2 separate regions of the Mus musculus genome follow, and region 1 is linked to region 2. Evidence: chromatin loops called from intact Hi-C (ENCODE). Cell type or tissue: heart. All regions are shown on one strand. Links, peaks and the distances in the headings refer to the core of each region. The heading gives the core; the rest is flanking DNA. Region 1 holds the start of Tie1 (tyrosine kinase with immunoglobulin-like and EGF-like domains 1). Region 2 overlaps Cfap57 (cilia and flagella associated protein 57).

The links. Peaks named below come from ENCODE experiments on the same cell type or tissue, not always from the same donor. Only the 100,000 strongest peaks of a DNase experiment are listed, where the experiment ranks them.
Region 1: a loop joins it to region 2, with 2.4 times the contacts of the local background. A loop is called at or near these places in 1 of 42 quality-filtered maps.

The regions. Positions count from the first base shown.
Region 1 is chr4:118,487,991-118,492,378 of GRCm38, reverse strand. It overlaps Tie1 (tyrosine kinase with immunoglobulin-like and EGF-like domains 1), which reads left to right and starts at 2,530. Exons shown (of 23, transcript NM_011587.2): 1 at 2,530-2,731. The coding sequence starts at 2,674. It also overlaps the pseudogene Gm12859. In heart, for the core only: no CTCF peak of the experiment used is centred there; a DNase peak (open chromatin) is centred at 2,428; H3K4me3 peaks cover 1,685 bases; H3K27ac peaks cover 848 bases.
Region 2 is chr4:118,566,752-118,571,139 of GRCm38, reverse strand. Cfap57 (cilia and flagella associated protein 57) reads left to right here. Exons shown (of 23, transcript NM_026789.5): 20 at 1,424-1,558; 21 at 1,648-1,791. Gm52677 (a long non-coding RNA gene) reads right to left here. Exons shown (of 3, transcript XR_003955099.1): 3 at 777-4,341. Among named protein-coding and RNA genes, the nearest start is that of Gm52677, 15 kb to the right of the region's middle. In heart, for the core only: no CTCF peak of the experiment used is centred there; a DNase peak (open chromatin) is centred at 2,239; H3K4me3 peaks cover 1,048 bases; H3K27ac peaks cover 1,780 bases; H3K27me3 peaks cover 2,721 bases.

The DNA.
Region 1 (4,388 bases), core at 143-4,142, 79 kb after region 2:
TTGGAAGGCTGGGGCAGAGTTCTTCAGAAGGCAGTATATGCTTTGAATCAGCGCTCGATATATGGTACAGTTTCACCCATAGCCAGGATTCATGGGTCCAGGAATCAAGGGGTGGAAAATGGAATAGTTCCACTTACTATCACTCCTAGTGACCCTTTAGGAAAATTTTTGCTTCCTGTCCCCATAACTCTAGGTTCTGCTGGCTTAGAAGTTTTGGCTCCAGAGAGGGGAGTGCTCCTACCAGGAGCTACAACAAACATTCCATTGAACTGGAAGCTCAGACTTCCCCCTGGTCATTTTGGGCTTCTAATGCCCTTAAACCAACAGGCTAAAAGAGGAATAACAGTGTTAGGAGGGGTGATAGATCCAGATTACCATGGGGAAATTGGATTACCTCTTCACAATGGTGGTAAGCAAGATTATGTCTGGAGTGTAGGAGATCCCTTAGGGCGTCTCTTAGTACTACCATGTCCTGTGATTAAAGTCAATGAGAAACTACAACAGCCAAATCCAAGCAGGATGACCAAGGACGCAGACCCATCAGGAATGAAGGTATGGGTCAATCCTCCAGGAAAAGAGCCAAGACCTGCTGAGGTGCTGGCTGAAGGAGAAGGAAATACAGAATGGGTAGTAGAGGAAGGTAGTTATAAATACCAATTAAGGCCACGTAACCAGTTGCAGAAACGAGGATTATAAAGTAATATGAATGCCCATTGTAAATTTACTAATGCGTTTGCGATTGTACGAGGGATAGTTATATCATGTTAGGCGTATTTACAACCTTGTTATTGTTTCATGTGAACATGAGATGTTATTTGTGTCAAGTTGACAAGGGGTGGATTGTAGTGGCTATTCCTGGTTGTCAACTTGACAATATTTGGAATGAACTACAATCCGGAATTGGAAGGCTCACCAGTGACCCTTATCTGGAGGCTTGGAGATCCTTATCTGGATCTTGGTTTGAAGATCTTGAGCCGTAGTGGCTATGGATTCCAGAAGATTGAATCTCCGAGTTAAGGAACACACCTTTAATCTGGGCTATGCCTTTCATCTGGGATTAAAGGTGTGGTGGAACACACCTTTAATCCGGGCTACACCTTTTGCTGGAGACAATATAAGGACATTGGAAGAAGGGAGTCTAGCTCTTGCTCTTGTTCCTTTGCCTGCTTGCTGCGTGAGACTGAGTAACTGCTAGATCCTTGGACTTCCATTCACAGCTGCGACTGAATCATTGTTGGGAATTGGGCTGCCAACTGTAAGTCATCAATAAATTCCTTTACTATCTAGAGACTGTCCGTAAGTTCTGTGACTCTAGAGAACCCTGACTAATACACCAAGTTTCCTGATTTAAAAGACGCTGAAGCAGTTCAGAAATTCTTCCTTGAAGAGACACAGCTTGGTGAAGGGTTATTAGCACAAGGTGACTACGAGAAGGGTGTGGACCACCTGACAAATGCCATTGCTGCCTCCGCAGCTGCTGCAAGTGTTCCAGCAGACTCTTCCACCACCAGTGTTCCAGATGCTCCTGACCAAGCTTCCGACCGTTAGTCAGAGAACTGTAAGTGCTCAGAGCCTGGCTGACAATGATCTGGAATGAACCAGATAACAACATAATAAAATCTCAGTAAAATAATTTAACAGTTAGCTTGGAAGCTGGTCAGCTCTGGGGAAATCAGGGTAAATTGTGCTGTCATGAACTGTCCCACACTGACATCGGCCAAAGTGAATATGAACTTTGGTAGATCCAATGCCTGTTCTATTTATTTTTCCAGTGAAAAGTATTTTGATAGAGCTTTTCATTTTGTAAATACACTGAGTTAACCAAAATATCATGGATTTCCGTTTGTTCTTAAGACATGCAACTCGTCTACGGCTATACCACTCTGAACGCGCCCGATCTCGGAAGACATGCAACTCAAATGTAAATACAGTAGAATATTACTTAGGTAGAAACTCCTGGTGATTTTAAAAGATTGGAAAAGAATATGAGGAAGAGTTGAATAATGCAAATTCTAGTGTGTGTGCTACCGAAGTGAACACTTAATGCACAGTCTACAGACTAGGACATTTTATCGTGTGTTGTAAAATTGGGTAGAAACTTGTGTTTGTGAAAACTGAGCATTAAAACCTTACAGAGACCGTTTCTTGTTTACTTTTGAAAAAAAAAAGAGTCACGTGAGCCTCATTTTGTATTTGTGTGTGTGTGTGTGTGTGTGTCTCCCCTCCTCCCAGCGTGTGTGTGCTGGGAGGAGGGGAGACCCCAGAACAATGTCCTGCCTCCAAACCTTCTCAATAGGCGGAAGCCACTGGCTTCCTCCCTTTCCTGTCTCCCGTGCTCCAGCAATGCAGATGGAAGGGACCGAAGGGATGGGAGAGAGAGCCCAACCATCCCCAGATCTGTCCTTGTCACAACCTGCCTCCCACCTCTAATGCCCCCCCTTCCAGAGACTTCCAGGCCACACCCATCCCGGGCTTGTGGGGGCTGGACACGGGAGGACTACAGGCGACAACTCTTCCCACCCTCTCTCCCTGCCACCCCTCCTACCCTAACCATCATTTCCTCTTCCTCCCCAGCACCGAGGTGCACTGAGCTGGACAGGCTGAACACTCAGACCCACAGCAACTGACCCCGGGCCCAGCTGGCCTTGGCTGGCCCAGGGCAGCTTCCAGAGTATGGTCTGGTGGGGATCCTCTTTGCTGCTCCCCACTCTTTTCTTGGCCTCTCATGTTGGTAAGTCTTCCCTGGAGTGAGCAGAGCTCCTCCCTGACTCTTGATTTCAAGGCCTTAATTCCAGCCCCCGACCCCCAAGAAACCCTAGCCTAGCCTAGCAATAGACCTCACAATATGGTGGTGAGCATGGGTTGGGGGAAGGGAAATAGAGAGTTATTGTTTAATGAGTGTAGCATTTCAGTTAGGGTGTGGTGGTGGACTTCTTTAATCCCAGCACTTGGAAGGCCAGCCTAGACTACACAGAGGACTCCATGTTAGCCCCATAAAGACTTATGGAGACCTTACGTCAAAAACAAAAACAAGAGCTGTGGAAATGGGTGGTGATGTTCACATGAGGTTATGAATGCATTTATTAACACTGAATTGACTGTTTACAAGTGGTTCTAACGGTAGATTCTAGGGTATGTGTATTTTAACACAACTTAAAAATTGCAGGGACAAGCAGAAACTGACATCATCATCATCATCGTCGTCGTCATAGCGTCATGACGATTTTGATCCACCAAGAATGAGGTCAGGGTGGGGAAAACTCAGGCAGGTGCTAGGAATCACTGCCTGGAGGGGGGAGAGGTGAGTAGGGGCAGAAGTCAGCCATCAACTTGGACCTCACGAGTAACTGTGTTGGGCTTAATCAATAATTCATTGGACAGACAAGCATGGTGGCTTTAACTCCAGTACTCAGGAGGCAAAAGCAGGTAGATCTCTGAGGTTCGAAGCCAGCCTGGTCTACATAGCAAGTCCCAGGACAGCCAGAACTACATAGAGAGACCCAGTCTCAAAATAATAACAATAATAATAATAATAAAATTTATTTAGCACCAATGATGTTCCATTAGTTGAGAATATGGCAACACCTAAACCTATCATATGACAACTAAATGATGCTGGGCTCCCAAAGGTTGATACGTTTGTTGTTTAAATGGAGCTGTGTGTACAGAGGGCATGGAGAAGCTTCTGAATGCTGGTGGCAGGTCCTTTCAGTCTGCTGACCAGAGAACTAGAAGTCAGAGGCTGCCTTTGAGTGGTTCTGTCTGGTGGGAAACACAGGCCAGGAATGAGGGCCAGACAGAAGCAGACATCAAGAGCTTTTGAGAAGCACTGAGAAGAGAGTCAGCTTACTCTGCCACAGGACCAGAAAAGTCATGAAGGGTTTCCCTAAGAGAGGTAGTCAACAGAGTAGCAAGTGCAAGCTTGGGAGGTATGGAAGCCCATAAGAAAAAACTGTAGGCCAGGCAGTGGTAGTGCACGCCTTTAATCCTAGCACTTGGGCAGCAAAGGCAGGCGGATTTCTGAGTTCAAGGCCAGCCTGGTCTACAGAGTGAGTTCCAGGACAGCCAAGGCTACACAGACAGGGCTATACAGAGAAACTCTGTCTCAAGAGAAAAAAAAAAGAAAAAAAAGAAAAAGAAAGAAAAGAAAAGAAAAGAAAAGAAAAGAAAGACGAGAAAAAGAAAAAAAGAAAAGAAAAAGAAAAACCTGCAGAAGTATGTGCCAGCAGACTGGAAGCTAAGGGAAGAGGAGCCTGGGCTTGGACAACCTGGCTCTGCTCCCTTCTAACTGTATGACCTTAGGCAAGTTTTGAGCTTTTGCTCCCTGGTTATAAAACCATCATCCTGGAAGAGGATAACACTCACCTCCCAGGACAGTGTGGTCCTGA
Region 2 (4,388 bases), core at 189-4,188:
TGTGTGTACGCACGCGCACACACTCGCAATGCCCACATGCAGAGGTCAGAGGAGGAAGTCAGGTGTCTGTCACTCAGCCTGGAGCTGTCACTTTCCTCAGCTACACTGGCTGACCAGGGACCCCAGTGACCCTCCCATCTCCACTTCCCAGTGTAGTGCTAGGGTTTTAGGTGTGTGTGGCCACAACCACCCAGCTTTTATCTGGATGCTAGACTCTAAACCCTGGTCCTCATTACGCTTGCACAACAAGCACTCTTCCACACTGAGCCGTCTCTCTGGCTCCCTACATGTTTTGAGACAGTACCTCACTCTGTAGCCCAGGCTGGCCTGAAACTGACTGTGTAGCCCAGGCTTGCCTTGGACTCCCAACTCTGTCTTTGCCTCCCCAAGGGCTGTGGTTACAGATGTGTGCTACCACACCTGGTCCATTCCATTTGTGTGTGTGTGTTATAAATAAAAACAATACAGGCAGTGAAATGAGAGGGGAAGGAAACCCCCACGGGGTGCCTGTAGCTAGTTCTCCCTCTGAACAGCGTAGGACACCCTGGTCCTCTGGCTCCGAGCTAGGATGCAGCTGTGCACTCTTTCCACGGGCCACTGAGATGTTTTTCAAAACCAGACTGAACTTTTCCACTGTCCACATCAAACACTGGCAGCATACGCTGCCAAAGCTGCGGAGCCACACAGGAGAAGAGGGTGTGGCCCCGCTCTTTGCAAGCTGAAAGGGCTGATGAGTGATTTGAACTTTTGCATAAAATATGAAGAGATAGAAAAAATTATATATGGAGAGAAATTTTATATGTCAGTGTGTATATAAACACATGTGCACACACACATGGAAAGTCAATAAAGGGCTATGAGAGAAGAGAAAAAGGAGACACCCTCTTGGGTAATGATAAGGGAAGGTAGCTGTCAGAAAGCGTGGCTGAAGATGGAGAGCTGGTCCAGTCTACAACAATCTGGAGGGAGTTGTCATCCAGCCACAACAGTGCTCCTGACAGTCAGGGGAACCATCACTGCTGAGGTCCTTAGGCATGGGGCAGCCCTGGGTAAGGATCTGTGGGAGGGAATGAGATATTTTTCTTGGCGCCAAAGGAAAGTGTGGCCACATGAGTTCCCTTCCATCTTATAAGCTTGAGGCCCTTAAAGGAATCCGGAGCAATCGGGATGCCATGTGTGCAGTCTCAAGCCCTGTCAGCTGTCCAGGCAGGGTACCCGGCCCAGGCAGGTACACAAGCATTTCAGAACGGCGACCTTTGGGCTGGCTGCCCATCTAGGTTTCTGTGCCCAGGGTGGGCGCCAGCAGTCAGGTGTTCATCCCAGATGAGGAGGCACCAGACCCCTTCATTAGCCTCTGCCTGAAGCCCCTGCCCCTCAGAACAGAGCATGCCATGCTGTCCCAGGAGTAAACGTCTGATTGCAGGAACGGGATCTGGAAGCGCTGGTCCGACGCTTCAAGACAGACCTTCACAACTGCGTGGCGTACATCCAGGAACCCGGGCTGCTGAAGGAGAAGATCCGTGGCCTCTTTGAGAAGTACGTGCAGCGGGCAGACATGGTGAGCTCTGAGCGCCCCGCCCTCACTGCCCTGTGCTAGGCTTCACTTCTCCCCTCCTTGGCTGAGTGTCTCCCCACGTGATGCGCCAGGTGGAGATTGCAGGGTTGAACTCAGACCTGCAACAGGAGTACGCCCGCCAGCGGGAACACCTGGAGAGGAACCTTGCCACGCTCAAGAAGAAAGTGATCAAGGAGGGTGAGCTGCATCGCACCGACTATGTCCGCATCATGCAGGTAACGGATGCATCCCTTTGCCGCCTGAGACCACCCGTGCTCTAGACTCCCCAGACATCCAGGGACCCACAGCTTTCTCATGGCTCCTCCTCTCTGATCTCCAGTAGCTCATCCTGGCTGTCACCATGGCCTGGGGCTCACCGGGGAGCCCACCTAGGCATCATCATGCCCACTGGTAGCCCTATTCCTTTTGCCATCATCCCATCCCCATCCCTGAGAAGCTAGCGACCTGCCTCGTTCTTCTCCGTTACCCACGATACATCCAGGTCTCAGTTCTCCTGACTCCTTAGCTTGTTTCCAGCTCCCGTCTCCCCACCCAGCTTTGCTGCCTTTTATTCTTCCCTCCTCCTGGGACGTGTCTGGCCAGTCTCCACCTGCCTCGTCTTCCTTTCTGGTGCCTCAGGTCGTACCCTTATCTCTTGGTCCAGATTGAACCACACCCACAGTGTTGGCAAAGATAGTGCTTAATGAGCTCCCACACCCAGGTCCCAGGATCCTCAGCAGACACTTCAGAGGGCCTGGCCCCATTCCTGCCGCCCCCACCCAGGCACTCCACTGAGACTGCCCATCGAGACGCTTCTGCCAGATTCCCACTCGGGTGTCAGTATCATCTGAGGCAATTGATAAGAATTTATATCAAAAGAGAACATCAGAATGGCGTGCGGAGCACATATTTTCATGGTTACATTTCTTTAACATCCTAATTGAAATACTGGGACGGGAACAGGGTGCAGTTTGGAACGAACCCAGATAGGATGCTGTAGAGTTACACACACATTTGAGCAGAGTACACAACAGCCCAGGTCATACCAAGGCACGACTGTGTCTCCCCATTTTAAAATCTGTACCCCTTCCTACTACCCATTTAAATCATTTCTGCTCTGGACCATAAAAGTATTCAGAGACCAGGAAAGAGGAGCAGATGTGATTGGCAGCAGATTTGGTACCAGCAACCACACACAGCCTTGCTAAGAACCAGGGCTACCTAAAATGAGGGCAGAGCACAGGAAGCTGGGCAGTGAAATGAGGGAGACAGCAGTATTTGTCACCTTGTCTCATTGACAAGTGGAAGACCTCGGCACATAGGCCTGAGGATCTCCAGGTCTGGTCCTTCTCGCCACACCAAGCAGAAGCCCAAAGCAAAAGTCAGTTCCAGGGGCTAGAGAGATGGCTCAGTGGTTAAGAGCACTGACTGCTCTTCCAGAGGTCCTGAGTTCAATTCCCAGCAACCACATGGTGGCTCACAACCATTTGTTGTGAGAACATTTTAAAAAGAATGTTCTTTTTTAAAGAACTACTGCTCTGGGTGCCAAGACTGTTTTCTTTGATCTTGAGGTTGAGCACGAGGGCCAGGCCAGAGTCTGGGGAGGCTGCAGGGCCTATGCAGGCCAAGCCTAACTAGGAACCGTATCCTCACCCAGGGTGTGGGAAGCGAGCAGATGCAGTTTCCATGTAGACCAAGGTGGCAGCGCTTCACTGTTCTTTGGCCAGGAATCTCTCGGCCTCCAGAAACTCTGTTTATCTGTAACATGGGGCAAATGACACCGTCCCAGTGGCTGCTGCAACACTTGACCAAGACAAACAGCAGCCACCGGCCTGGTACAGAATTGGGGATCAAAACTGCCATTTCTTTTCCTTTACCCCAGCAAAGAAATCAGTCAAGAATCACTGTGGGGGGAAAAATGAGTCTGAAAGTCCACCATTCATGGGCCAGGGAGGCCTGTGGCCTGGGGTAGGAAAGAAGAGCACTACTGATTCCAGATGCATACACCCAGGTGCTGGCTAGGGGCCCTGGGTGCCTTAGTATGTGGTGGTTAGGAACTGCCTGCGTGGCTACCAGGGCCCCAACACTTTATCCCACACAGGCCAAAGAAAGCCAAGGCAGGCATGGTGGCTGAGCAACTCACTGGAAAATAACCGAGGAAAACGAATGAGGCCACCATCTCATTTGTATATCCAGATAGGAGCTCAGGGCCTCCCCACACCATTCCCTGGCATGCTTATACAAATATGGAAATCAGAGTTGCTGTGCAATACAAACACCTAGAACACGCACCTTATCCTTCCCTACACATTGTCTTCATGTCCTCTTGCACAAGCTGGGTCTCAGCCACAGAGAATTCCAAGATCAATACAAAGTATTCCCACCCTCTGAGAGCTTCTGGAAAACATGGGCCATTATGTATATCCAGTGGCATGGGCCCATCAGGGAAACACGGTCCTTGAAGTCTCAGAGGGCCACTGGAGTCTGGCCCCAGGGTGGGTGGACAGTGGCTGAGGGCCAGCTGGGAGAAGGGTCCTGCTTCTGGGCAGAGACAAGAGCTTGAGAAAAAGCAGAGAATGGGGTGGGGTTGAGAGCGGGGAGTTCCTGAATCCACAGACCTCAGTGTTTTGCAGAGTGTCCGAGGCAGCAAGAGCCCATTGGAACGGCTCTTAGCCTTGGGTCGTGTTGCCAAGAAATGTGGTTCATCCTGAACGTAGATCAGAGTGCTTCTGGGACAGGGTTGTCTTTGTCTCGCATAGATGAACCCCATTAGCAGAGAATTCGGTCTGGTGTGGAAAGAAACAGGTGAGACAGGAAAACCTGTCAGGTTAGA